2 separate regions of the Homo sapiens genome follow, and region 2 is linked to region 1. The links are chromatin loops, found by intact Hi-C in ENCODE. Cell type or tissue: Calu3. All regions are shown on one strand. Each heading gives the region's core, and the rest is flanking DNA. Links, peaks and the distances in the headings are about the cores only.

Region 1 (15,702 bases), core at 3,957-11,956:
CATTCTAAATAGCAAAAGTAAAACTCAAAATAATTGGTAGAATATTTTAGATATTTCAAAAATATGGAATAAAATTATTGTGATCAGAAATTCTACTTAAAAATATAATTATTTTGTAAAAATTGAGTTTACCTAAAACCATAAAAGTTATAGTTGTTATGTTACATTTGCTTACAATTTTCCTTGAGAATAGGATTCTGTTACCTCACCCCCAAAATTATTTAATTACAATACTGAGATATGTAAGGGTCCATCAGTTATTCTGATCCTATAAAAATTATTTAAAACACTTACAAATGTGAATGCAGAACACTATCTTCCACATAATAGTTTCTTGAGAACTCTCCATATTTTACACAGAATTTTTCAGCTATACATGACCTTATAAGCCAAACATTTCAACTCCCTCATTTTAAGCAAACTGAAAATCACAATAACGATACCCAAAGTGACAGAATAGAACCATAATACAGACCTCCAGCTCCAAAGTTCTTTAGATATTTCTTCTGCATTTCATTAATGGTTTTATCTAGGTTTGATTTTTTTTTTTTTTTAAGACGGAGTTTCGCTCTTGCTGCCCAGGCTGGAGTGCAATGGCGTGATCTTGGCTCACTGCAACCTCTACCTCTGGGGTTCAAGCAATTCTCCTGCCTCAGCCTCCCTAGTAGCTGGGATTACAGGCATGCATCACCACGCCTGGCTCATTTTGTATTGTTAGTAGAGGCAGGGTTTCACCACGTTGATCAGGCTGGTCTTGAACTCCTGATCTCAGGTAATCTGCCCGCCACGGCCTCCCAAAGTGCTGGAATTACAGGTCTGATCCACAAAGCCAGGCTAATTTTTTTTTCATTAGAAAAATTGCTTATATAAATCAGAATACAAACATGCTTTTTTTTTTTTTTTTTTTAAGACAGTATCTCACTCTGTTGCCCAGGCTGGAGTACAGTGGTGCAATACAGCTCCCTGCAGCCTTGACCTTCTGGGCTCAAGCAATCCTCCTCTTCAGCCTCCCAAGTAGCTGGCACCACAGGCACAGACCACCGCTCCCAGCTTCTTTATGTATTCTTGATATAAGCCCTTTATCTGATATGTCATTTGCAAATATTTTCTCCCAGTCTATGGCTTATCCTTTCATTTCTTAATTATGACTTTTGAAGATCAAAAGTTCTTAACTTTGTCAAAGTAAAATCTATGAATTTTGTTCTCTTGAATCATTCGTTTGGTGTCATACATAGTAAGTATTTTGTATAACTCAAGGTTACAAAGTTTTTATCCTAAAAATTCTGAAGTTTTATATTTTATATTTAGAACCATGATCTAAGTTAACAGTTGTATAATGTATGGATAGTTCTTTTTTATGTAAATATCCAATTCTTCCAGCACTATTGTTGAAAAAACTGTTTCCTTTCTCCTGAATTATCTTTTCACCTTTGTCAAAAATGAATTGGTCATATATGTGTGGCTCTATTTCTGAACTCTCTATACATTCTTACTGAATTTTTATTGCCTATGCCAGTACCATACCATTTTGATTACTGTGGCTTTATGATAAATCTTAAAATCATGTAGTGTAATAAGTGGTGTGCTGAAACTGGCTTGCACCCATTCACAAGAACTGATCTTGTATATCTCTTCCGTACCCTGTGTTCAGTGATGTCACATTAGTAGCTTGAAATCAGCCATGGTGTATTTATACCACAAAAGTATTTCCAGAGAGCTAGTTGTTAAACATCAGCACATCACTAGGTATAAATTATCTATTTATTCAAAGTTGTTCTGACTTGGCATTTCAACATAAATTTTAGAATCAACCTGTCAATTTATACAAAAATGCTAGGATGTTTACTAGGATTGCATAAAATTTATAGATCAATTTAGGAGGAAATTACATCTTTTTTTCTCCCTCTGTTGCCCAGGCTGGAGTGCGGTGGCATGAACACAGCTCACTGCAGCCTTGACCCCCTGGGCTCAAGCGATACCCCCATCTCAGCCTCCCAAAGTGCTGGAATTATAAGCATGAGCTACAATTCCCAGCCAAGAAATTATATCTTAAGAATAAAGAGTCCTCCAATCCATGAACCCTGTATCTCTCTCTATTTGAGTAGTCTTTAATGTCCATCAGCAATATTTTATAGTGTTTAGTTACAGTTCTCACACATCTTTTGTAAAATTTATACCAAAATATTTCATAATTTTTGGTACTACTCAATATACTATTATAAATAGTATTGTTTTTCAGATTTTAATTTTAGGTTATTCATTGCTATTATTTATTATTGTTTTTGTATATCGATCTTGTTTACTACAAGCTTGCTAAATTCAATTATTAGTTTTAGAATATTTTTTGTAGATGCTACAGAATTTTCTACACAGATACTCATGTTACCTGCAAAGACAGTTTTACTTCTTCCTTTTCAGTCTACATGGCCTTTTATTTTTTCTTGCCTTTTTTGCCTCAGTCTTTCACTATCCCCATTAACTATGATGTCAGCGGTAGGTTTTTCATAGATGCCACTTGTCATAATGAGTGAATTCCATTCCTAGCTTACAAATACCTTTTATCAGGAAAGTCTGTTAAATATTGTCCAAAATTTTTTTTGCACCTATTGAAATAATCATTGGCTTCAATTTGCTAAAATTTTTAGAATTTTATAACTATTTCATAAGAAATACGAATCTATAAAATTCTTTTCTTGCAATGTATTTAATTTTGGTATCAGAGTAATGCTGGCCTTATAAAATGAATTGGCAGTTATTTCCTCCTCTTTGATTTTCTGGAAAAGTTTGCATTAAATTGGTGTTATTTCTTCCTGGAATGTTTGTAAGAATTCCAGTGAAACCACTTACCAGTGAAACTCTTGGCTTGGAATTCTTTATGGTTAGGTCTTTAACTACAAATTAAATTTATTTAATAAATAAAAGGTTATTTCTTCTTGGATTAGCTTTGATAGTTTGTGTCTCTCAAGTAATTGTGTCTATTTCATCTAAGTTGACCATACTGACATAAAATTCATAATATTTCCTTCTCACACTTTTCATCTGTTGCATCTGTATTGATACCACTTCTTTCATTCCAAATATTCAAAATTTGTGTTTTCTCCCCCTACCGCTAATCCTTTTTTCCCCCCGGATCAGTGTGGCTAGAAGTTTAAATCAGTTGTATTGATTCAGTCAAAGAAGCAGCTTTTGGTTGTACTGATTTTTTCTATCTGTCTTCCAGTTCATTGATTTCTACTCTAATTTTTATTATTTTCTTTCTCTTCTTTTTCTGGTTTCTTAAGGTGGAAGCTGAGGTCATTGATTCGAGATCTTTCTTTTTCCAACATAGACATTTAATGTCTATATTTTATTTAAAACACATTTAGTGTTATAAATTTCCTTCTAAGTACTGCTGTAGCAACATCCCACAATTTTAATATGTTGAATTTTCATTACCATCTAGCTCAAAATACTTTCCTGTTTGATTTCATCACTGACATATGAGTTATTTAGGAGTGTGTTGTTTCGTTTACAAATATTTGGGGAATTCCCCACACATCATTCTGTTATTGATTTCTAACTTAATGCCATTGTCATCAGAAAACATACTTTGTATTACTTGAGTCTGTTTAAATTTGAGACTTGTTTTATGACCTAGAATATAGCCTAACTTGGTCAATGTTCCATGTGCACTTGAAAAGAATGTGTGTTTTGTTGTTTTAAAGTGATCTACAAATGTCAATTACATCTACTAGGTTGATAGTGTTAATTAAGCCTTCTACACTTTTACTGATTTTCTGTCTACTTACCCTATCAATTATTGAAAGAGGAGTATTGCAATCTTCAGATATAATTATGGGATCTAGTTATAAATTTTTCCTGTACTCCTTTCAGTTCTATCAGATTTTGATTCGTGTGTTTTCCATTTGTATCATTAGACACATGAATGTGTACAATTATATTAGGTACCCCTGATGAATTCACCCTTTTATCATTTTGAAATGACCCTTTTTATCCTTAGTAATATACTCTGATCTAAAACCTATTTTGTCTGATAGTAATATGAGTATCTTTTGATTAGTGTTGCCATGGTATGTCTTTTTTGGTCCTTTTACCTTTAACCTATTTGGTTTTTTATGTCTAAAATATGTTTATTGCAGGCAGCATATAGTTGGGTCTTACATTTTTAACCAATCTGGCAATCTTTGTGAAATCACTAAACTCTACCTGGGTTACTGACTTCCTTTCTACTATCATATCTTTACTTTCCAATATCTCTTTTTTGTTCTCAAAAAGTTCTACTTTTGGATAGCCTTTCTATTCTTGTTTTACACAATCAGTAACTTGTCTTATTTCTTTGAACATATTAATATAGTCAATTTAAAACACTATTCTATTCTCCGCATTGACTGTTTTTTCTATGTTCATTTTACCTGTTGGTTTCTCTTCCTCTCTCTTTTTCATGTTACATGCTCTCTAATCAGTCATTGATTTATGTTAGGGTGATGTTAACTGATAGACTTAATATTAGGGTAGGATTTCTCAACTTTGGCCCTATTGACATTTTGAACTGAATAATTATTTTGGGGAACAGGAAGATGAGCTTCCCTGTGTACTGCAAAATGGTTAGCAGCATCCTTGGCCTCTATCCACGAGATGCCAGTAGCACACCTCTGCGCATATCTTTAGTTATTACAATCAAGTATCTCTCCAAACATTGCCAAATGTCCCCTGTGGGGGGAAACCAGTCCTAGTTTTTAGCCAATGCATTACGGTGATCAGGGTCTTGAGAGTTTCTCAGAGAAGTTCTCCAGTTTCCTACTTTGTGAGTGAAGAATATGAACCTAGTCACTAGCATTTGGAAACCAAGCAGATGAACAGACATAGGTATCTCACCAACCAATACACAGACTCTGACTTAATCTCTCTGGTAGGCAGAATAATGGCCTCTCACAGATGTCCACACATCCTAATCCCAGGAACCTATGAACATGTTATGTTACATGGCAAAAGAGAATTTAGATAGCAGGTAGAATTAAGCTTGCTAAAAAATTGACCTTAACAAAGGGAGATTATCTTGGATTATTCAGTTGGATTTAAATACAGAAGAGGAGGGCAGGAGAGTCAGGGACAAAATGATATGACATGAAAAATCCATTGCTGGCTTTGAAGAAGTAAGGAAGCCATGAGCCAAGTAATGCAGGTGGCTGAAAGAAGCTGGGAAAGGCAAGAAAACAAAATTTCTTTCTAGAGCCTCCATGAAGAAAGACAACTCTGCTGACACGTTAATTTTAACCCGCTGAGATTCATTTTGGACTTCTGACCCCTGGAATTATAAGATGATAAATTTGTGTTTTTTTTAAACCACTATATTTGAGGGTTAATGTGTTATAGAACCAATAGGAAAAATCATATAATCATTTGATTTCAGTATGGTGCTTTAGCATCCACTCTCAGTTCTGCTTAGTATTCCCAAATCTAGAACAAACCTGAGATAATCTCTTCTACCATGAATCAACAAGTCCTATCTATCTCTGTCAAGGTTGAAGAATCCAGGCTTCTTCATTGAGATGGGACCAACGGAGCAAACTGTTGCTTAAACAGATTTTCAACCAATCCTTCCATTCCAAGCCCACTCTACTCCCCAAGGCTATTTAAGGGGAACTTGTACCTCCAAATCCTGAGTTTTTCCAGCATTCTACAGTAGAGACAGACATGCTTTTATCATGGCAAGTAGTCAGACTTCCTCTCTATTCTGCTAAGTCACCACTCATTCTCATTCCTCCTTGCAAAAACACATAGACGTCTCTTATCCGCTACGTCTCTCAATCTTTTTGGTCTTTAAGGGTTCATGCAGTTTTGGTTTCTCTACTGTCATTTTACTGGGATTTCAAGAACAACAGAAATAAACAAGTTCACCTGCAATGTTTAACTAGTTTTATTTTCAGCTGACATTTTATCAAGCGCTTACTGTGTATTAGATTTGCAGATAAACCTTTATATAAATTATCATCTGAATCTTGTAATAACTCTAGGAGATAGGTACTATTATTTTGCTTCCCATTTTATAAATAAAACTGATGTTTGATTCAGGTGACAAGGCTAGGGTGGAACAGAACTGCGATGGAACCCAAGTCTTTATGACTCAAAAGCCAATTTGCCTAGACAATTATGCAATCTTGTTAATTTTTCAATTAACAATTCACAGGTTTTACTCTAGATTAGAGGTCAGCAAACTATGGTTTACTAGCCAAATCTGGTCTGCCCCTTGTTTTGTAAAGTTTTATTAGAACATATCCATACCAATCGTGTGGAAAAAAGCACACTCAAACTCAAAGTACTTTTTCTATTCTCTCACTCAACACCAAGAATTAACACAGAAGACTTCTGCAGCCAAATGTGTGGAGATTTTCCCCTACCAACAAGCAAGTAATGAATTCTGCAGCAGATACCAGGTAGGTATCCTCCAATTTAGTTCTGACACTATCTACCTAGAAATCAAATTCCACAAGTTGGGGCTCAGTACCGAAAGACTGCCCCCTACTTCTGATGCCAACAAGTCCTGGGTTATTTTTACCTGTGCTTTTAACTGATTGGTTATAAATTGGGGATCCCAAGACCCCCTCCTTGGATTTGATTAATTTGCTAGAGCAACTCACAGAACTGAAGGGAACCATTTACGTTTACCAGTTTACAGTAAAGGATATTGCCACAGGTACAGGTGAAGAGAGTCATGGGGTAGGCACGTTAGAAGAGGTGTTGCACTTCCCTGCCCTCTCCAGTGCACCACCCTCCAGGAAGCTCCATGTGTTCAGCTATCGGAAAGCTATTGTGTCCTTTGGGTTTTCACGGGACTTCATTACATAGGTATGATTAAACCATTGGCCATTAGTGATCAATTTAACCCACAGGTTGTAGGGAAGGGCTGAAAATCCTAAGCCCCTAATCCTGCCTTGGTCTTTCTGGTGACCAGCCCCCATCCTGAAGCTACCTAGGGGTTGCCAGCTACCAGTCAACTCATTAGCATCCAAAGACATCACTTTGGAGAGTAAGGATTTTAGGAGTCATACACCAGGAAAAAGGGTCAAAGACCAAACACGTATTTCACAATATCACACCCATTTAAATGACTATTGTCTATGCCTGTTTTTGTGCTACACTGTTACAACTGAATAGTTGAGACAGAGACAATCTAGCTGACAAACTCTATTAGTCTCTGCTCCTTTAAGGAAAAATCTGCTGACCCTGCTGTAGAAAATAACCTTATTACCAAGTTTTGAATTCATGGTGTCCTCATATACTTAACACTTTTGTTACTGTTATCAAATCAAAGGCACTATTTTTATTGTTCCTTTAGCCTTTTGTTACCCTGCAGATAGAAATCTTTGGCCATGGTTTAAAAAGAAAAGCCTCTAAACCCATCTCCCATGTGAAGTCTTCCCCATACTTATAGTCATACTCACTCCCATTTCTGAGCTCCCATCTCAATTATTATAATTACAGTATTTAGTGGAGTTTGATTCATATAGTCATTACTAGTTGTGATTCCCCTGAGATCTAGCAACTGCTTAACTCTGATAAGCATTTATTAAGTACCTTCTAAGTGTCAGTCAGTGTTCTAGACACTAGAAATACAAAAATAAAAATGGCATCTTTTGGTTCATATGTATTCTTTTTAATTAGGTATAAAAATAGAAAAGAAACTGAGCATGGAATTGTGCCTATGGTCCCTGCAATAATTGCATCAGAATCACTAGAAGTGCTTGGGCAACATTCCTATTGAATGTTGAAGCAGAATCTGCGGTGGTTAGGCCCAGGAATCTGTGCTCTTAATCAACACTTCAGATGATTCTTAAGCACAAAGGTTTCAGAAACACTATGTCAGTAGACAGGAAATACTGCTTCTAAATGTGCAAGTATTATGAGAGAGTAAGAACAAATCCCACATGATCTCTCTTAATACAAACCAATTTCTGTCAAAATGTAATGTTTTGCTGCTCATTTCTTCTTTCCAAAACTTACTAGACACGCTTAATCGAGAACTTTGACGTTGCTCTCATCTTTACTAATTTTACTTACATTGTGAACCCTGTACCTGGCACAGTTCTTGAAACATAGTTGATACCAATACTTTGTGTTGAACTGTTGAATATTCAGAGCAAAACCTTTTTAAGTTGTCCCTAGTATGTAGAAGTAGGAGTTTTTCCAATTTTAGACTGGAATGGTATGAGGATCATTTGAGAACAAGGAAGATAACACACCCAGGCAAATGTTTGGTCAACCTACACCTTGTTTCTCTCCTTCTAGAAATGCTTCCTTCTAGCTCTCAAGCCCACTACCCTGTGGGGAATATCAATCTCGCTCCTCAAGGCTAAGCTAGATCAAGCAAAGCCAAGCAGACTAGTGGAAAAGGTCAGGCATTATAGGATCCATCTTCATCATAGGTAATCTATTTCTAGAGGCTGTAGTCAAGAGAATGCCCTAGAATACATGTTTAAAAGGATTACCTACCTCTGAAGATAATAGACCACTTGCTTATATATGTCTACCACGAGAGTCTTATAACAATGGACTCTTGCTATACCTGACACAGATCTACCCCTCCCACTAGAACTCTGAATTATTTTGCTGGAGGCTACAACATTCTGAGTAGTTTGTTGGGAGTTGACAGGAGGTGGGGATAACCCACCCAGTACAAGCTTAGCAGAGCTGAGCCGCTGCAGCAAGTTGGGCTAGCCTTTGATACAGACTGGTTGGACAGGTTCTGGATCTACAGAAGAACCGGTTTTACTGGCCTGTTGTGCCAACATATTCTGGTTTGATTCCATGTTCCACAGACGGTAGAAACCTGCCCAGCCAGTTAAATGAAAGGCATATTAGGTTATCCATTGCACTCAGTATATAGCTTAGATGCAGCAGAACTCTTCCACATAGCAGTAGTGTCTAGCAAACCAGTGTGGTCCAGAGAGGTGGTGTTCACTGATTTAATGTTTAAGTTGATAGATTCAGGGAAAGTGAGCAGTGAAACAATTTCTGCTTTTCACCAAGAGCAGAGGTTTTCTAAATAAGTCGAAGGGTAAGTATATTTTTAAAATTTCTCAGTTTCCTATGCATTTTGGAAAGTTAAATTAAGAAATGATGTTTAAAAAGATAATCAATTTTTAACATAGTAATACCTGCATTATACCTTTTCTGTAAAGCTAGATATTGTTTTATAACACTTGCGTTATGTTCATTGATTGTTTGCATAAAGGTTATTTGGTATATAATATTCTCTTACTATGCTTTTCTGTAAGTTGTGCATGGCTATAGTCATTTTAAAAGCTGGACTGAATAATTTTGCCAAATAAATTTCACATATTAATGATTTACATTAAGCCATCTACTTCCTTCATAATGTAACTATTATGTTTTATAGGCTGTTGCTATATGGTAACAATTTTATATGGTAAATCTAATTGTGGATAAATAATAATTGCCCTTTTAAGGCCAAAAAAAGCATTGGCCGGCTGGTGATCCTAAGTACATTCATTAGAGGAACAATTCACAGTAAAAATTGAGGAGTGTGAAAAACAAAGACCGTGGAATCTGGTAACTGATTAACTATTGGAGCTCAAAAGCACTTGCTGAGCTGAATAGAAAGGAATGAAGACAGGTTTTGTCATGCCTATTAGGTCTGAAAAACTTTTTAGGTTAAAGAATACCTGGATCTTCCTTTCATTTATATTAAAAATCTTCCTTTTATCTCTCTCTTTACGTAATCCAATTAATTTATTTTAGTAGTTTGTATCATGTAAAATGAAAGTTACCAATCCCTTTAGATTTATGTTGGCATACCATCCTACCCCTTTATTTACTGATATTAGATTGAATTGAAGCACATGTCTTCTAGGGCATTTAATTTAACATAACAGCTGACATATGATTTTATCTGGGAATTTAAAATTTTTTTAACATATTATACTGAATGCTTTCCTGTCATCTTAGTAGGACTTTGCTTTGAGCTGAGCAAGACTGATGCATCCTTTTCATTGTCCCTAGGGTTCCCACTTTGTCACTATGTTCAAACTCAAAGGCTATAAAATTATTTTCTAACTCAAAGGCTATAATATTAGTTTCCTTAGGATGTTGACAAAGAATAAATTTAAAAGTGTGAATAAATGTTCAGATGAGATTTCATTTTTTGCAGGGAAAACCCTTGGATGCTTCATAGTCCTACTTCTAGGCAGTTCTGCATGAATTTCTGGTAATCCAGGTAAACTGCTGAAAAGCTATGTAATGTTGTATCTGCAAAAGCAATGTGCTGATTCAGCAAGCCAATATTAATTTTATTCAGCACAAATTGTATTTTGACAAGTTTTTGGTAATATGGATCAAAACTTTTAATTGGCTGAATTTTTCTGAATTTACTACATGAAACCTAGTTTTCAGGTAATATATATATACCAATAGAGCACATTGTTAGTATTTCTGGTGAATATATTGCATATGATAATTTAAAAAATTTAAACCACACCGTGTTTAAAACATAGGGCTTACTGTTTAAAGATAAATTTAATTTGGGATTCTAATTTATTTATTGAGCATTTTTTATGTTTATGGTTTTGAAGAAAGCTATTTAAGAACTAGATATACATTTATATAAAATCCATGGGTAAAATTTCAAGCTTAACTCTGTATTTTGGGAGAGGATTTTACAATTTTCATTTAATGGAATTTTCATTTTCAAATATATGTAAGTCCTATTAGATATTACTTTCATGTATTTTCCATAAATTTAGTCCTTTAAAATATTGATACATTGCGATATTTTTGTTAAAACTGAGGATATATAAATTTGTCAATCAAATTAGGAGTGTGTATGTATTTTATACAGACCAACATACTTCAGCGCCTAGTCAAAAAGTATTCCACTCATTTAAAATTTTTTTACTCTTTTAGTCGAGGATGCATTTCTTTTTATTCCTAGCTGCACAATTTCGCATAACTCTTTCTGTCAACAATGCTAGCTTTCTTAACAACTGCAACTTCTTTCCCTCCTGAATATCTTCATGTGTTTTCCACTAAAAGCACTTAGAATTATGTCATTTTTTACCTAAGAGGGACATTTAAAGAATAACCAATGAATCCAATATCTCATTTTTGAGTTAAGAAATGAAAAGCCCCAAAATATAGCTAAGTCACTATTATATAATCTAAGGGTAGATCTGGGGCCAGAACATCCAGGTTTCCTGACTTCCACCAAGACCAGTAATTTTTTCACTACCCTACATTGACTCTTCTGAATACTACATGAAATCTAATCTAAAAAGGTAAAATTATGTTGTATAGTGTGTTAATGAATCTTTGGTGAACTAAAAAATCATTTGTTTTTATATTTTAATCTATACCATTATTGCCCCAAACATTTTTGGGACAATGGCTGAATATATATGGGATTGCCATTGATAACAAAGGTGACTACCACTTCAAACCCCAATCTCTTAATGCCATCATATTATTTTGTTTCAGACTGATGAAAGCCTCACATTCTTTCATATTTGCCCAACTTGTGGATCCCGCTCTCATTTTCTGACTCAATATTGCTTTAAGCTGTCTCAACTGTCTATTTTCTTAGTATGTATATATTTTTGTATTATTTTAGTCATTCTTAAATGCTCATAATTTAGGATTTGCCTAAGTTAATATAGTATTCTTTAAATTTGGTTAGAACTGACAGGAAAATTTTGTTATGAAGACAGAAATTGCAGGACTTAAAAACCCATCTTAGAGGTGATAGAAGCTGTTATTGAAGGGGTAAGCTTTGCACACAAGTGCTCAAAAAAGTTTTAAACATTTTTAATTTGAGGAATTCCTAGGAAATGTGATTACAGAAAGTTGGAGAACCAAAGGCCAAAAATTTCAATTCTGATTCCTGGTACTAAATGTTAATTCTACTAATTACCTTATCTTATCACAGGTAAAATCCTACCTGGAAAATGCTTCTAAATTTGGTCATTTTAGTTCAGTCCAAGTGGACTCTGAAAAAAATCGCTTTCATTTGTTTCTTAACTTTACAAGAGAAAAGGCAGTATACTGAAAAGCATGTGAGCTTTTGAGCCAAATTGACATGGGTCTGAATAACTCTGCTACAAATTACGTTCCCCTTGGAAATTATTTAACTCTCTGAGTTAGCTTTTCTCCATCTAGTTAAGGAAGTTAAGTTAATACCATTCTTTCAGAGTTATTGGAAGAATTAAATGAGATATCATGTAAAACACTTCACATAGTTCCTAGAACATAGCAGGTGCTCAGCAAATGTCAGTATCCTTCTTACCCCTTTTACAGACTATATAATACATTTCAACAAATAGCTTCGGTATTTCCTGAAGTATTTCAGTATTTTCTTTCAGTAAGAGAAGTCAACTTTAACTTAGAATATGCACGTTTTTGTCAGAAAGATAAAAATAAAATCAGCAATCTTGGAAGGCATTAAGATATAATGTTGGGGCCGGGCGCAGTGGCTCACTCCTGTAATCCCAGCACTTTGGGAGGCTGAGGCAGCCAGATCACAAGGTCAGGTGTTCGAGACAAGCCTGGCCAATATGATGAAATCCCGTCTCTACTAAAAATACAAAAATTAGCCAGTGTGGTGGTGCGTGCCTGTAGTCCCAGCTACTCGGGAGACTGAGGCAGAAGAATTGCTTGAACCTGGGAGGCAGAGGTTGCAGTGAGCCAAGATCGCGCCACTGCACTCCAGCCTGGTCAACTGAGCAAGACTCCGTCTCAAAAAAAAAAAAAAAAACATATAATGTTGGAAAATATTTTAACCTTCTTAAATTTAAAAAATCAGAAACCCATATAATCCAATCCAATTAAAGATTCACTTCAAAGAAGTCTTTGTTAAAAGTATTTTGAGAGTGGTACACCAAGATGATTAAAAGCCTTAAATACTTTTTAAAAATTCAATTTCAATCATCTGTACTAATGGAAGAAAGCGTGACATGGATAATTCAAATTATAATGCATTCATGCATCAAGTAACAACAGGGATACATTCTGAGAAATGAGAAATTAGGTGATTTCATTGTTGTGTGAACATTATAAAGTCTACTTACAAAACCTCAATGGCAGAGCCTACTACACACCTAGACTATATGGTATGTCTTATTGCTTCCAGGTTATAAACCTGTACAGTATGCTACTGTACTGAATACTGTAAGCAACTGTAACATAGTGTGTGTGATAAGTATTTGTGTATCTAAACATATACTGACATAGAAAAGGTACCGTAAAAATATGTGGTATTATAATCTTATAGGACCACTGTAGCATTTGTGTTCCACTGCTGATCAAAACACTGCTATTCAGTGCATGGCTGTACCTTACTTGTGCCTTCTGAGTTTTCCAACAGCTTTTTTTTGTCTATTATCTAACATGACGTCAAATTAATTGGCCAAGAATTTATTTTCTTTCTTCTTTTTTTAGATAGGGTCTCACTCTGTCACCCAGGTTTAGCCTCCCATGTAGCTGGGACCACAGGCACATGCCGCTACACCTGGATAATTTTTTTAAAAATTTTTTGTAGAGATGTGTTCTCCCTATGTTTCCCAGGCTGATCTTGAACTCCTAGCCTCAAGCAATCTTCCCACCTCAGCCTAAGAATTTCTATATGCTCTAAGGATTGTGCTTTTTCTACTACCAAGTAAATTATTCTTTCAGGACTCTGGAATGTGTTTTCTCCTACAAAAAAATTCCCTTCTGAATTAAATTTATTATAGGCTAATATTAAATTATATTGCATTATTTTGATAGCAAGTAATGATGAGCAGAGTGAGTCCAAAATGTATAGAGCACAAGAAGATAGAAGAGGATTTAACATTTTCTAAAGATAATATTAAATTAGTCTTAGACTGATTAATTGATTAGGGAATGAAGCCGATGAGCAAAGATCACAAAGGAGGAGCTTTTTGTGAAATGTATTGGTCAGAGGGAGTTCAGAATACCACGACAAACATTCTGAGAGCTTGCTTAACTAAAAAGAGGTCAATTGACACATCTTCCAATGAATGAATAAAGAGCAAAAAATTGGTTTAGAGTTAACATTAGAACCAACTAATAATCCATTTATAACACAAACTGATCTTATTGAGCTCTTGTAATCAACTTTAATTTCCTGAAAGATGTTTAATCGCTTTACAAAAAGCTTTCTGCTGATGCTATAATTTCAATTTAAGTCCACGATAAAAGAATCTTTTCACTTAAATTGTAGACACTGTATGTAGATGGTGTGCAGAAAGACAAAAGCATCATTTCACCAATTTAGCCCACTAATTAATCACATATTCTTTTTTTCTTTTTTTGAGAGAGAGAGTCTCGCTCTGTCACTCAGGCTGAAGTGGCATGATCTTGGCTTACTGCAACCTCTGCCTACCAGGTTCAAGCGATTCTCCTGCCTCAGACTCTGGAGTAGCTGGGATTACAGGGACATGCCACCACACCTGGTGAATTTTTGCATTTTTAGTACAGATGGGATTTCATTATGTTGGCCAGGCTGATCTCGAACTCCTGACCTTAGATGATCCACCCTCCGTGGCCTCCCAAAGTGCTGGGATTACAGGTGTGAGCCACCATGTCTAGCCTAATTAATTATATATTCTTATTAAAACTATTTTATTAGCTACGTAAGCAATTTAGCCTATGTGACTAGTCATTAAAATTAGTATTTAATTTGCATTTACTTTTAAATGTTTACAGTAGATATTACTACAAACAATTGCAAAGAAGGCAGGAAAAAAACAAAAATTTTAAATATGTTTTTAAAATGTTCTGGTGGGGAATGGTGGATCACACCTATAATCCCAGCACTTTGAGAGGCCACGGTAAGCGGATTGCTTGAGCCCAGGAGTTCAAGACCAGCCTGGGAAACAAAGTGAGACCTCTGTCTCTACAAAAAATAAAAAATAAAAAATTACTTGGGCACAGTGGTTAGAAGGATCACTTGATCCCAAGAGATCAAGGCTGCAGTGAGCTGTCTTCACACTACTATACTCCAGCCTGGGCAACTGAGTGAAATGCTGTCTCAATAGATAAATAAATGGTTTTATACAAATAGCTAATTTGCATAACTCAAGACTAACAACTAAACTGCCTATAAATCCAAAACTGGGAAATAGAGTACATAACAGTTCATTGTGTTAAAGACATACAGCCTTAAGAACAACCAGAAACTATTATCTTAGAAATTATGTATCACTGACAAAGTGAAAATGTAACTTGAATAACAAATTTTTAGTTTCAAAGTTATACCTTAAATCTATTCCCTTGAAAGTTCTTTGCCTATCATATCTACAATGATTCAGATTAGGAGTGAGAAACACTTCCTTCCAACATGAAAATATTTTAAATCTAATGAATTTCTCAATGACTCTCGAAACATTAAGAAATATAAGATTGATTATAACTTTATGTAGCTAATAATACCCAGGAGTATTACTACTATAATAACCTAGCAATGTTTCTCAAAGTGTAGTCCATGACCATCTGACTCACCTGGAGGAATGCCTATTAAAAATGCAGATCGATAACTCCATTCCAAACGTATCACATTAGAATCTCTGGTTGGTAGATCCTAGGAGAGCAGCAAGAAAAGATTCTTCTGCCTATAACAGAGAATGAGCAAGTGAGTGAATCTTTTCAAATCTAACCCATTAACATTATCAGAAAAATAACCTCAAATGCACA
Region 2 (15,702 bases), core at 4,157-12,156, 65 kb after region 1:
TAGTACTACTGGAAATAATCTCCAATAATGTCTACATATCTAATAGATTTCCAGCAACTTTATCTAAAATAGAGCCAAAAACTCCAAGCAAGCAAAAAAGCTTATCTAGGTGTTAAAGTATAAGACAACGTTTTTTTAAATGGCTGCATTGTATGCCATAGTATAGGTGTCAATTTTTTAGCTATTGTCACTTTAATGGACTGCTCAACTTTTTGTTTGAATGTTTGAGAATTTTTATTTTCTTACATCCTCTTCAGATTTGGGCAAAAATGTATTAATAATATTCAATCTGGTGGGTGAAGAATGATACCTTTTTAAAATTGGCATTCCCTGTTACTGTTCCAGTCAAGTATTATTTTATATGATCGTCTTCTTGGGTGAATGGCTTATTTATTCTTTGCCCAGTCTTAAATTGCCCTATTTGCTGTTTGTATCTTTTAATTTAGTGAATAACTAAGAGTTATTTATATATTATGGAAGGATTATTACACTTTGGTAGATATGCTGTGCATATATTTTCTACTTTGCCATTACCTGTTGACTTCATTTTATAACTACTTGACAAGTGGAAGTTTTGTATATTTTCTTACCTTGTTTAGGAAGGCTTTCTCTATCCCCAAGAATATAAAAATACACACACGTAAATTTGCATATTTAATCCATCTGGAATTTTTAACATGGAATGTGAAGTAGAAATTTACCATCTTTAGAATTTGCAGGCATTCATCCTCAAGCTTACTGTCTCACAGTCAAAAGATGGCAGGTACTTTTTCAGGCCTCGTAACTGCATTCATACAAGAAGGAAGAAGCAGCAGCAAAAGGCTGAAATGAGCATGCCAGGAGAGTCTTTAAAAAAAAAAAAAAGCTTCTTTGAACACCCACCCAATAACTTTTGCTTCAGTCTCACTAGCCAGGAACCACCCCGACCCTCCCACTCACTCCATCATTGGAAGATGACTAAGGATTTCTGAGGTCTTTCATTAGCTTTATTTTGCTGTAGATTGTCTAGGTAAAAATATTTGCAAATAGTGACAATTTCGTCTTTTCTTTCAATTATTTTTACAGTTTCTTTTGGTGATTGTTTTTCTTTACATACTTTATTGGCCTAAGGGGCTTTAGAATACTGCCCAGAATAGCAGTTGATACATAAGGGAAGACTAGACTATATTACATTTAAGTGTGCTGTGGCCTTCTAGTAGATACGTGAAATTAAGTTATGGATATTTCTTTCTGTACCTCTTTTGCCAAGTTTTGCTTAATTGTGAATTTATAAAACTCTTAGCATCTGTTCATGTAGTAAGTTTTACTGATAGCTTTTCTAGGGTGAACCAATGTTTAATTTCTTTTTTTTTTTTTTTTTTTTTTGAGACGGAGTCTCACACTTTCACCTAGGATGGAGTGCAGTGGCGTCATCTCTGCTCACTGCAACCTCTGCCTTCCAGGTTCAAGCAGTTCTCCTGCCTCAACCTCCCAAGTAGCTGGGATTACAGGCGCCCACCACCACGCCCAGCTAATTTTTTGTATTTTTAGTAGAGAAGCGGTTTCACTATGTTGGCCAGGCTGGTCTTGAACTCCTGACCTCGTGATCCGCTCACCTCGGCCTCCCAAAGTGCTGGGATTACCGTTGTGAGCCACCGTGCCTGGCCCCAGTGTTTAATTTCTAAAACAGACAGGCTTGATATGTTAATGTTTTAATTGGGGAACATACATTTAAATCATCATTTTGTTCATTCAGTTTTTCTGCCAGCAAGGTTCTGTTACGATCCAAAGAATTAGGGCAGGCGCGTTGGCTCACGCCTGTAATCCCAGCACTTTGGGAAGCTGAGGTGGGTGGATCACAAGGTCAGGAGTTCAAGACCAGCCTGGCCAAGATGGTGAAAACCCGTCTCTACTAAAAAAAATACAAAAATTAGCCGGGCATGGTGGCAGGCATCTGTAATCCCAGCTACTCGGAAGGCTGAAACAGAATTGCTTGAACCCAGGAGGCAGAGATTGCAGTGAGCCAAGATTGCGCCACTGCATTCCAGCCTCGGCGACAGAGCGAGACTCCCTCTCAAAAAAAAAAAAAAAAAAAAAATCAAAGAATTAGCTGGGATGCTTTGAATCTTGTTTATTTCTTTTTTTTTTTTTTTAGAGATGGATTCTTGCTCTGTCTCCTAGGCTGGAGTGCAGTGATGCTATCTCGGCTCACTGCAACCTCTGTCTCCTGGGTTCAAGCAATTCTCCTGCCTCAGCCTCCCCAGTAGCTGGGATTATAGGCACGTGCGACCACGCCCGACTAATTTTTGTATTTTTAGTAGAGATGGGGTTTTGCCATGTTGGCCAGGCTGGCCTCGAACTCCTAACCTCGGTTGATCCGCTTTGCATTTTTAAAGTTAATATCTTAATTCTCTTCCGAATAATATAAGAATTTTAAAGCACTTAACTTTGATGATCTTCTCCACTTACATTCTGCTCTTGCCCAGTATTTCATTTCTGTATAGTTTTGGGGTTTTTTAGCCCTACAAGCTAGATATTTTTTTAAAAAATTACCTTTAAGTAAAATTACCTTTCAATTAGCCCAAGGGAGAATCCTTGCTTTGCTGATAATAAATCTTACAGGGACCCTACTCTAATGACTGAAAATGGGAGGGAAAGACACCTTGCTAGAGAGCTTTTCCGTATGGATAGTTGGTCTTCTGAGCGTGAAAGCGCCTTTTCTTGTGTCTACTATAAATTACTTGGGAGCACTGCTCTGATTTTCTTGTCTCGGTATTTATTAATGACTCCTACGTCAAAACTTTTAGAGATCTATCCTCATGACTTTAGCCTAAGGGCAACTATTAGGCACCTTTTATTTACCCGTTTAGCAATTTGTGGGCCATGTTGCCTCTGATACTAGAATTGGTATGAGATTCTTCTAAGAATACTCCCTTTTTTAAAGGCCCTTTTTCATTGGATTTTACCATCAATCTGAGCCTATTTTTAAATAATTCAGAAATTTTTTATAGTTCTGATCTGTTAGTGACACCCTTTCTGGCTTTTTAATACTGCAGTAGACTTATTTTAGAGTGTTGTCATTTTATTTGGATTTGGAGAGGGAAAATCAAGTAAACCATCTTAATCAGAAATCTAAGGTCATCTTTGACTTCTGTGAACCCTACAAAGGATGAGTTGCCAAATACTATGATTCTGCCTCTGTTACAGTTCTTCTACTGGTCTTTACTTCCTGTTTATCCACCTCTACATAGGTCCAGATATTCATTTCTTTTAATGACCACCTGACTTTTTGTCTTGTCAATACTTTCTTCTCACATTGGTATATGCTATATGTACTAACAAATCAGTCTTCCCATCATTCATCTATAAAAAATGATTCCTGGTAATCTATAAGATAAAGTTTTAATTTCTTAACCTGCTATTGAAAACTTTCTACCGTTTATTATACCCAGTCTTTGTTCCACTGATTCTCTCTGTAGAATAATCTCCTGTCCAGCTCAGTTGCCCTTTTTTTGATGAATGCCTTCCTGATCTTCTCAAGGGCCCAAAGTAACCTCTTTCTCCTTGGAAATTTCCTTAGTACTTTATTTGTACTTCTCGATTGCCCTTGTCACTTTTAAACCTATAAAACATGTTTATGTAGTATCTTGTCTCCTTTGTTAGACTGCACATTGCTTTAGGTCACTGTCTATATCTTAATTTTTTTGGATCCTCCACGAAAGTAGTTTAATAACCTCACATGTTGTAGATAGTCCAGAAAATTTACTCAGTGTAAGAAAATATGTTTAGATTTATAAACCACTAAATTATTAACAAATTTTAGAGTACAATTAACCTTCTTTGGTGAAAGTTGATTGTATTTACTGTGACCTGATTTCTGGGATCCACTTCTTTTGCTAAAACACATGCTTAACCAGTGACATCATACTAAGCATTGATGAGAGTTTTATGCTGGTTCCAGTAGAAGTTACAGCCCAAAACTGGATTTCTGCTTTACAAATTAAATAAATACAGATAGGAAAATTTGGTGGAGATTCAAACAAACAGATACTCTTCAATGGATATATTTAAGTTACTGATAACCATAATTATTCATGAAACCTAGAGTATGACTAAGAAGAAAATTTGATTTGATAAATGTGCTTGTTATAAAAATTACACTGATATTCAGCGTTTTTGGTGTTTTTTTGTTTTGTTTTGTTTTGTTTTTGAGACTCTCCGCCACCCAGGCTAGAGTGCAGTGGCACTATTTTGGCTCACTACAACCTCAGCGTCCTAGGTTCAAATGATTCTCCTGCCTCCACCTCGAATAGCTGGGATTACAGGCATGCGCCACCATGTCCGGCTGATTTTTGTGTTTTTAGTGGAGACGGGGTTTCACCATGGTGGCCAGGCTGGTCTCGAACTCCTCACCTCAAATGATCCACCCACCTCCGCCTCTGAGTGCTGGGATTACAGCTGTGAGCCACTGCGCCTGGCCTATTTTATTTTTATGATCAAATTAATTTCAAGATAGAGACTCTTGCTAAAATGGTATTTGAAATTAGTAGGACTGAGTAACCAGATGGAATGCTTTCTTGTCCTCAGTATGTATAATTATACTCCCTAGTACATGAAGTACCCTCTTTTGCCTGCAAGCATTACATAAAATTATCAGTTAATCAGTTACATGGAACTGGCACGGTGTGAGATGTAGTACTCCCTACCTAGTAACGAATTAGTTTTGCGCACACTAGTGTTAACCCTGAATAAACATTATGATTTAGGATTAGAAGTACTAATTTCTTCATACATGCTGACATATTTTATTTGAAAGCCTAACATAGATGTTAATATAAATATATTATTTGCCTTCTTTTTCACATTGTTTTTAAGTGAATGAAAGGAATACTCTACAGGAAGAAAATAAAAAGCTTTCTGAACAACTCCAGCAGAAAATTGAGTAAGTATTTTCCTCCAACCTTGTTATTTTATTTTATTTAGCTATACAAACCATGAAGATAACTGTAAGAGTTGCAGATTTCATTTTAAAAATTATGAAGTGTTCTGTAGTTAAAAAATACAAAGAAAATCACTACATTTTTGTGTTTTGAGAGTATAGTGTGAATGCATCTCTTAGATTAGTGCTTGAAGAAAGTGTCAACATTGTAATTAAAACATTTTAATTTTTATAATGATTTATTATAAATAATACATTATTAAAATACTTATATTTCAAACAGATGTTTGAGTTTTGTTAGCTCCCTTCCAGCCCTGTCCCAGAAGCTTCATAAGGGCAAACTGAATAAGTGTTTCCTCTTATATAGTACTCAGGCCTGTAGAACTTCTTCCTTCCTCTGTTTTTCTCCCTTTTCTCCCCATTTCTCTTAAAGAATAAAACCAGTAACTTTTATCTTGTGTGCCACTTCCTCTTGTGTTTTATGTTTATTATTTCTAATTCTCACTGTGACTTTGCAAAGTAGTTTTATTATCCCCACTTTACAAATGGGGAAACCAAAGGTCACAGTCAAATAACTTGCCTGTCGTCTTACAGCTGGTAGGTAATAGGACTGTCACTCAGACCCATATTTTTTCTGAAAAGCCTCTTTTCTTTCCATTATCCAACACTGTCTCAAAAGAAGAATATTTTTCTAGATATGATCTGACTAATGCAGAGCAGAGCAGAGATATGACTAACTTTTAGTTCCCATTTATATAAAGCTTATATACTATTTTTGAAAACTTAGGATTCAGGATAATCCTAATGGCGTTATAGCGTTCCTAAAGATCCTGTTGCGTTTAAGTAGACATCTACAAAAACTTCAGTAAAACTATGTAGATGTAACATTATTTTGGCTTAGAATAGTTATTTTTGTATGAACACATCTCACAAGTAGAATTATCATTCTTACTGGTATACTTTTAGGATAATGGATATCCAATAGAATTCTGATATTCCTCCCATGTGATTGGTCTACTGAATACTGATAGCCAAAGGGAATTTTGAGGAGAAATAATAGTCAGATGAGGAAAGGAACCTATGAGATCAGACTGATGTTATAAAATGTTTGTAAGAAAATGTCAACACTTTCTAATTTTAATAATGCTGTATAATGAAGAGAGAACACAGGACACAGATCCACAATCTGTTACATAGAATTCCAAAACCCAAAAGGTTATTTTTGAAATGTTGTTCACAACCTAACCTCACTGCAATGGCAGAATGCTGTTTATAGTCTTTATCCCACTTCATGTGAGTATTCATATGTTTTGCTGTGAAAATATCAATGTGTTTGATTACAGGATGATGCTTCAGACTCCACTGGAGCTGTTATGTAATTATGTATATATGTTCTGTATTACTGTATTACTTTCATTTTTTTTAAAAAATATGAATTTGGAATCCCGTCTGGTTCCAAGGATTTTAGATAAGTGATTGTTGACCTACATTAATTTATGTGAAGTGATTATGTATGTACGTAGCTTATGGTATTTTGAACACATCAGCCTTGATCTTTATGAGTACCAAAGGGATGAGATACCAAGTGTGTAGAAGTTAACACAGAATTAGATAGACGATTGCCTCAAAAACCAATGTGTATAAGTTAGGTTGAAACTATATCGTGTCATTTGCTTGGTAGAAATATGAATTCTAATTAGTTTAGAATTTATTTTTAGTGTTCTCAAGCACATGCATTTTTCCTGTTGAAATTCAAATTTTAGAAAAGAAGTGAAGGCTAAAGTTTGAAATTACAGGAAAGAGTAATCATATAGATGAGCTTAAGGCATGTATGTTTATTTAGGACATGCTTAGTCAAAAGAGTATAGGAGATGATCTGATTGTGTCTTTTATTCTCTTCTGAAATATAAGATAGTTGTGATTCTCATGAACCAACTTCTTCTGTAGCTTGGTCGCAAAGAAATTGCATTTTGCTCAGCAGTTTTGTTTTGTTTTGTTTTGTTTTTAAAAAAGCAAGTATCATCTTGTAAAGGCAACCTAATTTTCTCTGATCACCTAAACCACTGTCATATTATGCTATTTGTGCCTGAAATTTCCCTGAACTTTAGAAGAAAATATTATTTGACTTCTGCTTGTTAAATGCAGTAACTCTAACTCTTCTGAGCTAGTTTTGATGTTACAAGATGGCTTATATGATAGGGCAGTTATTAGTGACACCAAAATTATTCAGTAAAATTTTGCCACTATAAAGTTAAAAATGTGTATAAAGCTAGGTATTGAGGTCATCATTCTTTTCGTTTTAGAAAATAGATGTGATGGGTCAGTGAAAGTCAAGGGAGTCTATACACGTAAGAGTTCAAAGGACTGTAGAACTCATTGCATTCAACCCTCTTCTAAATTGAATTCCTTATACAGCTTCTTTAACAAATAGCTATTGTTTGAACACGTCTAGTAGAAGTTTACTGTTTCCCAAGCCTATTTAAATTTAGTGAGACAAAATTATTAGAAAATTCTAAGTTTATAGAAATTACACTGCTTATAAGTTATATTTCTTGATTATGACTGCCTTCCAGGACCATCTTAAGCAAGTCTCTTCTCCTGTGCTACTTGACGACTCTTTTGATACATGAAGACAGCTATCATGGCCCTCCTGAGTCTTGTTTTCTCTAGAGTAAATATCCTCTGTTCATTAACTGTGGCATTAAATATCCTCTGTTCATTCATGTGGCATTACTTCAACTCTTCAAACTGTGAATTTTTAAAAATGTTTTAGTTCGTCAATATCTGAATTAAGAAATCAATATTCTAGGTATAGCCTGATCAGTGGAGCAGTACTGCCACCTCCCCTACAATGGCTATAATGTTACTTCGTTAAGTTTAAATTATGTTTTAACTGGAAATGTAAGTTCTTCAGAGTAGAAAAGGAAAAAAGCTGAATATTTAAAACTTTTTTACAGACTCATGAAGGGAAACCCCAGATCCATAATTATAGGTCTTTAGGGAAGAAACCAACTAAAACAGTTTTGACAGGAGTTTAAGAGGGAGCAGAGGTCCATAAATCAAACAGCTCAAGCCATCAGAAGGAAAAGTGAAAGGAGGACAAGTGTGCATAATTAATTTAACCAAAAGCTGTGACGTGAACTCTTTCTCTCAGAAAATCAGTGAGACTAGTGTTTTAAAGGATGAACTTGGTTAACATATGGAGTTTTGTTTTTTCCTTTTATGACAAAGGAAGACAAAGCCAGCACTCATTTACTTAGTTTGGGCACCTCTAGTTAGAGCTAGTTTTGTTTGTTTTTTTGTTTTTTCCTTTTGTGATCCCAGCTTCTTCCACATTGACTCTGCCAGGAAATCAATTGCTTCTCGTGACTCATTCATGTTTCAGGTGGAATTTTTATGACTAATAGGCAAGCAGGCTGTGACGTGATTAGTTAAAGCTAGGTCAGATAGATTTCACACTCCATTAATTTATAAGCCTTTCTCATATGACTTTAACTTACTGTTTTTCCAGAATAAGAAAATTACAGGAAGAGATTAAAAAATTAGATATCAGATCTATTGCACAGAATGGTGACTTAATAATGATTGTATATTTCAGAACTGCCAAGTAGATTTTAAATGTTTTTACTACAAAAAAAAGATAAGTGTGTGAAGTGATAGATGTTAATTAGCTTGATTTAATCATTCTACACTGTAAACATGTATCAAAACATTTTGTTGAACCCAGTAAGTAGATACAATTATTATTTGTCAATTAAAAATAAAATTTGGCTGGGCACAGTGGCTCATGCCTGTAGTCTCAGCACTTTGGGAGGCCAAGGTGGGCAGATCACTTGAGGTGAGGAGTTTGAGACAGCCTGGGCAACATGGTAAAACCCTGTCTCCATTAAAAATACAAAAACTAGCCAGGTATGGTTGCACGCGCAGCTGTAGTCCCAGCTACTCGGGAGGCTGAGACACAAGAATCACTTGAACCTGGCAGAGGTTGCAGTGCGCTGAGATCGCACCACTGCACTCCAGCCTGGGCAACAGAAGGAGACTCCGTCTCAAAAACATAAAATAAAATTTTAAATAATTTTATGTTTATTTTATTTTATGTTTATGTTTATTTTATTTAAAATTTAAAAAATTTTAAATAATTAGACATTAGCTCTAAAGATTGTTCCTTGGTATAAAATGTAGGATTAAAGCCTACAAATAATATTGGTATCATTCAGGAAATTAAAGTGTAAATCTTTTTTGGGAAAAATTAGTCTTTGTCTTCCAATTAATGTTTCTTAAAAATCTCTGTTGGTCATAGTTCATACAGTTCTCACTATATAAGCTTTTATTTGGAAATAGTATTGCAAGTTGATACGAGTCTAATAGGACAGACTGATTTGGTCATGTAAAGCCTAAATGTCTGACAGACTGGTAACAATTGGTTGGCAAATAAGGTCAGTAATGGTTTGACATGGGAAAGTCAATTAACTTTATTTTTACTCAACATTCACAATTCAATTCAAACCCAATCTTTCAGTTACAGTTGATCCTGAATTGAGTTGGGCAAGAACATATGCCTAGATCCACACAAATTTATTCTCTAGTGGAATCTGGGAATGTCTCCTATTCACTCAACAAATGTTTACGCCATACCTACTGTATGTCTACTGTGGTAGGCTCTTGTGATTCATCGGTTAACCAAAGATCCCATCCTCTTAGAACTTATATTCTAACAGGTGAGCAATAGATACAATAAATAAATTGCAGCTGGGCGCCGTGGTTCACGCCTATAATCTCAGCACTTTGGGAGGCCGAGACGGGTGGATCACTTGAGGTCAGGAGTTTGGGACCAGCCTGGCCAACGTGGTGAAACCCTGTCTCTACTAAAAATACAAAAATTAGCCAGGCATGGTGTTGCACGCTTGTAATCCCACCTACTCAGGAGGCTGAGGCACTAGAATCACTACAACCCAGGAGGCAGAGGTTGTAGTGAGCCGAGATTGGACCACTGCACTCCAGCCTGGGCAAAAGAGCAAGACTCAGACTCAAAAAAAAATCTAAATAAATAAAAATGAGTAAATTGCATACTATGTTAAAAAGCAGTAAATGCTGTGGATAAAGTTTATAGAGCAGAATAACAGGGAACAGGAGTACTAGGGTGTGTGAAGGGAGGTTGCAATTTTAAACGGTAAAATTCCAGCAGACTTGAAGGAGATTAGAGAGATAATTAGGTATGTAGGTATCTGGGGATGAGCATTCCAAGCAGGTGGAACAATTGGTGCAAAGAACCTAAGGTGGGAGTATGCTTGGTGTGTTTGGGGAACCTCAAGGAAGAGAGTGTGGCAGGAGTAGAGTATAATAGGAAAAAAGGTCAGAGAGGAAAAATGGGAGGGGCACCATCAGGTCATGTAGGATCTTCATGGATCAAAGGACTTTGGCTTGTGTTCTCAGTGAAATGAGCAGATGTGACAGGGTTTTCATGAGATTTCATCCATATGACTTAAGTCTTTTTGGGGTTTTTTTTTTTTTTTTTGGAGACAGGGTCTCACTGTGTTGCCGAGGCTGGAGTGGAGTGGCATGATCATAGCTCACTGCAGCCTCGACTTCCTGGGCTCAGGCAACCCTCCCACCTCACCCTCCCAAGTAGCTGAGACTACAGGTGTGTGCCACCACGCCTGGCAAATTTTTTAATATATTTGTACGTAGCAATAGGGTTTTGCCTGGGCCTCCCAAAGTGCTGGAATTGTAGGTGTGAGCCACTTATGTCTTTTTTTTTTTTTTTTTTTTTTTTTGAGACGGAGTCTCGCTCTGTTGCCCAGGCTGGAGTGCAGTGGCACGATCTCAGCTCACTGCAAGCTCCGACTCTGGGTTCACGCCATTCTCCTGCCTCAGTCTCCCGGGAGCTGGGACTACAGGCACCTGCCACCACACCCAGCTAATTTTTTGTATTTTTAGTAGAGACAGGGTTTCACCGTGTTAGCCAGGATGGTCTCGATCTCCTGACCTTGTGATCTGCCCGTCTCAGCCTCCCAAAGTGCTGGGATTACACGTGTGAGCCACCGCGCCCGGCCCCAATTTATCTCTTAATAGGACTCTTGTGACTGTTGTTGAGAGTAGACTATAAGGGGGCCTAGATAAAAGCAGTAACAGAAACTCAAATTTTGAAGCCTTCTTGTAGACTATGGATAACACATTTGGTTAACAATGTGTTATTGTTAGGGTCTGACTGCTGAGATTTAAATCCTGACTCTGTTACTATTTTAGTAAATGACTTCTGTATCTTCATTTCCTCATTTGTAAAATGAAAGTAGTAATACCTCACAGAGTTGTGATAATTAAACTCATAATTTAAATAGTGCCGGGCAGTGTAAACACATAACAAAAATTGGTTGTTATCATTGTTAGTGTTCTCATCCTGTATTTGTCAAGCATGCTAATTCTACTACCATGATGTTTAACGTTCTTTCCTTTCCATATGTACTTAAAATATTCTAGTTCAGACCGCAGACAGAGCGGCTTGCCTGGACTATTATAGCCACTAATTGATTTCCTTGCCTCCTGTCCTTCTGTCCCAATCTTGCACAATACTGTTAGATTGTCACATTATATCCAAGCTCTAAAACCTTAATTTCTTTCCTCTTGCTTTCTACATTATGTGCACATTGAGCTCATGGCTCTCGTTCATGTAATTCCAGCTTTCCCTTCTCCAACATAAGTACACAGTACTGCATGCCTTTCCTCAGACTGTGGGTTCTCTCCTGATCTTGTCTGCAATTTGAAATACTTTTAATTTCACCTGAAGTGCTATTGACTATACTTTCTACTTCACTTCTCACATAGTATTTCCCACTGGGTACTGTAATCATTCGTGTACTTATCTACTTAGGTTTGGAACATTAGATGCAAGGGATTACATCCCTTAGAGCTTCATGTTTGTGTTCTACTGTAACTCCATGCCATGTAGTAAATGTTTTAATACTCATTGAATTGATTTTCTTTCCATTGTCATTCTTCTCTAGGAATGATCAACAGCATCAAGCAGCTGAGCTTGAATGTGAGGAAGACGTTATTCCAGATTCACCGATAACAGCCTTCTCATTTTCTGGCGTTAACCGGCTACGAAGAAAGGAGAACCCCCATGTCCGATACATAGAACAAACACATACTAAATTGGAGCACTCTGTGTGTGCAAATGGTAAGAGTTGGAGTTGTATTTTAGTTCTCTGGTTTTGTAAACCAGTGTTCATCTACTAGTTTTTATGTTATTCAATCTAGTGATAAGAAGATAGTCACTATTCTGGTATCCCATGGTACAACTATGAGTTTAACTTCTATTTGTAAAGTGACTGAGAAGGCGTTTTCTGCCCGTGTTATGTATAGATACGTGTCATCTATATGACATGTAAATATACCATATTTTATAAATGTAGTAAATAGTTTCTTTTTTCTTTTTATTTTAAAAATATTCCTATGTGTATATATCCAAGTGGGATAGAAGGAAAAAGGAAAGGAACTTAATGTTAATTTCTACCTCCTGTGTACCAGGTATTATGCTGAGTGATTTGCATGTATTATTGCTATGTTTTAATTCTCGTAACAGGCTTGTGAGATAACTATCAGCTCTTTTGTTTTATAGATGAGGAAAGATATGTTTAGAAAGGTTAACTCACTCAAGGTCAGCTATTATGTAGATGAGTCAAAATTCAAATACAGATCTTCTTAGCTCTGAACTTTCCTACTCTCCAGGTCTTGCCACATGGGTACTCCTGCCATTGGAGCTGTCTGTAACTGGCTATTTTTATTTGTTGTAATTTGTAGGAGTTAGTGGTAATCAAGAAATGGTGTTATAATATGTACACTTTGTGGCTTTTCAGTGACATGTTTCTAATTCCAGCCTAGTTTATCATTTCTGCTAAATGCTTTAAAACTGTCTTTTCACATAGTCCCAAAATTTGTTATGTGCCATGATACAAGTATTACTTTTAGTATTAATCTAAAGCAAACAGTAAAGACTTTAATTTTTAACCTAAACTATTTGCAACAAGGAAAGCATGGGGGACGGGGGATATATATGTACTACTATATTTGTATAATACAAATAAATTGTTGACAGTAAATATGCCTTTAAACAAATAAGCAGATCTTATTCTTAGATGTTGGAACATTGACAGTTTTCCCCCACTTTATAAGCGTTTGTATCACCATCTAGTGGAAAACAAAAGAACTGTTAAAAATCCTACACTTAAATAGGAGCTAAGTTAAAATGTAAAATCATAGATCTAAAATGAATATCCGTTGACCTTTTAGTTTGCTATCAGACAGGACATGAATCATTAAAGATAATCACTGCATAATTTACATCAGGTTTAAATTCACAAATAAGAATATCTAGAAAACAATTCCATATTAGGAAAGTCTTTTGTAACCAATATAAATGCTTCTGGTTTATTTCTTCTTTGTATGAAAGCAGCATGTAACTATTTAGAAATTTAATTCACTTGCTTTAACCTTGTTCTGATCATTTTTTACTTGGAATCTGAAATTTGGTTTTAAGATGTACGATAACCTTGAGCCATACAAATGATTTTAAAATAATTTTAAGGCCGGGCACGGTGGCTCACACCTGTAATCCCAGCACTTTGGGAGGCCAAGGTGGGTGGATCACGAGGTCAGGAGATCGAGACCATCCTGGCTAACATGGTGAAACCCTGTATGTACTAAAAATATAAAAAATTAGCTGGGCGTGGTGGCACACGCGTGCAGTCCCAGCTACTCGAGAGGCTGAAGCAGGAGACTTGCTTGAACCCTGGAGGTGGAGGTTGCAGTGAGCTGAGATCATGCCACTGCACTCCAGCCTGGGCAACAGAGCAAGACTCCATCTCAAAAATAATAATAATAATAATAATTTTAAATGCTTTAATGACTAATTAGTCCTGTTCTCTAACTTCCCTTGCTTGCTTATTTTAAGGTTTATAATGCTTTTTAATATTACTCTCAAGTTATAAATAGTAAAACCATTTCACTTTACCTTGTCCTTATTTTGGTTTTCTTTGAACTAAATCTTTAAATATTGGAGTGATTTCTGATAAAGCATGCTTCAGAGTTTCCTTCCCGAAAATAGAAACTCTAAAACAAAGATCATGGAGATAAATGATATAGTATACATTAGATTGATTGATCATTTGTTTATTGATTGATTATTTGAGATAGGGTCTCACTCTGTCATCCAGGGTGGAGTACTGTGGTGTGATCTGTAGCTTACTACAGCCTGGAACTTTTAGGCTCAAGAGATCCTCCTGCCTCAGCCTCCCAAGGTGCTCAGATTACAGTCATGAGCCACTGTGCCCAGCCCAGTATACCTTTTTAAATTAACCTGCTGATTTGTAACAAATATAAAAAGAGAAGTAACACTAAAATGTTACTACTCTAGGCAATTTGGGTTAGAAGAAGCTGTCTGTTCTAGTCCCCTCTCTCCCAATGTCTTAACTTAAACAGCTTTGTTTCTTAGTGAAATTAAAGGAGCTTACTTCTTAGAATATGATAATTATGTCAATAAAACAGTACTTATATTGGATTTAAATACAGATAATACATAAAAATTTTAAATATGAATAAATAAAAATAATTTGATAATGCTTTTCATCATCATTGTTTATTGTGTAATCTCTTATTTTTTTCTCCCCTTAGAAATGAGAAAAGTTTCCAAGTCTTCAACTCATCCACAACATAATCCTAATGAAAATGAAATTCTAGTAGCTGACACTTATGACCAAAGTCAATCTCCAATGGCCAGTAAGCAAGATACTGAGATTACTTTACAAGTTTAAAATTGTGGTTATTGGTGGGTAACAGTGACCCACAGTCTAACTTAGACAATATTTTAAAGGTATTTTCCATATAATTTTGTTTATATTACTAGTTTACTATCTTTTTCATATTGGAAAGTAATGTTATCCTATTCATATAAATATCCCTAATCATATTAATATAAATTACTAATAATTTTAAGTAAAGAAGGCTTTACTGTGATTTACTTATTTGTTCAACAAATATTGAAGCATCTGTTGTATACCAGGCACTGAATAAAACAAAGCCCTTGTCCTCATGGAGCTTATGATCTAGTTGAGGGAGAAATAAAATTTATGTCAGATAGAAGCAAGTGCTCTGAAGAAAAGTAAAGCAGGGTAAGAAGGGATATTAGAAAGCCTCACTTGTAAAGTGATGTTTGCATAGGGACTGAGGGAGGGAAGTGAGTCACGTGGCTATCTGGGAGAAGGGCACCCAGGCAGAGAAATTAGCAAGCCCGGAGGCTTTGCAGTGAAGATGCCATTTGGTTTGTTTGAGGAACATTAAGGAACCCTGTGTGGCTGGAGCAGAGTGAGTAAAGGGGAGATTGGTTTGGACAACAGGAAAAATAGAGTTACCATTTACTGAGATGGAAGACTGGGAGCCGCAGGTGTATAGGTTGGGGCGGGGGTGGTTAAAATTAGAAGTTTGGTTTCGGTAATATTCTGTTTGAAATGCAAACTCAACATTCAGGTAGAGTTTGGATTCATGAGTAGATGTGAGTTAGAATTTAGAGAAGTTGAGGATGGAGACACATATGGAGGTCATCAGCAGGTAGATGGCATCTAAGCCATGAAACTAGATGAGATTACCAAGCAAGTGATAATAGATGGGGATAAGAAGAAGTCCAAGTATTGAGCCTTGGGGAACTTCATTATGTAAAGTCATGATTTTCAACTTTTCTTTTGTTGAACAACCCCCACCCCAGCATTTTTAGACATTTCCCCCCTCCCCCC

What was found. Hi-C counts contacts between places; a loop is a spot of excess contacts. Peaks named below come from ENCODE experiments on the same cell type or tissue, not always from the same donor. Only the 100,000 strongest peaks of a DNase experiment are listed, where the experiment ranks them.
Region 2: a loop joins it to region 1, with 2.8 times the contacts of the local background. A loop is called at or near these places in 9 of 110 quality-filtered maps.

What each region holds. Positions count from the first base shown.
Region 1 is chr18:22,905,252-22,920,953 of GRCh38, forward strand. RBBP8-AS1 (RBBP8 antisense RNA 1) reads right to left here. Exons shown (of 5, transcript NR_198963.1): 2 at 15,511-15,620. It also overlaps a transcript of RBBP8 not described here. Among named protein-coding and RNA genes, the nearest start is that of RBBP8, 20 kb to the right of the region's middle. RefSeq lists an enhancer at 9,267-9,874. In Calu3, for the core only: no CTCF peak of the experiment used is centred there; a DNase peak (open chromatin) is centred at 8,760.
Region 2 is chr18:22,970,299-22,986,000 of GRCh38, forward strand. RBBP8 (RB binding protein 8, endonuclease) reads left to right here. Exons shown (of 19, transcript NM_002894.3): 6 at 4,855-4,921; 7 at 11,920-12,095; 8 at 14,588-14,692. Among named protein-coding and RNA genes, the nearest start is that of RBBP8-AS1, 44 kb to the left of the region's middle. RefSeq lists a silencer at 5,314-5,514. In Calu3, for the core only: no CTCF peak of the experiment used is centred there; a DNase peak (open chromatin) is centred at 8,293.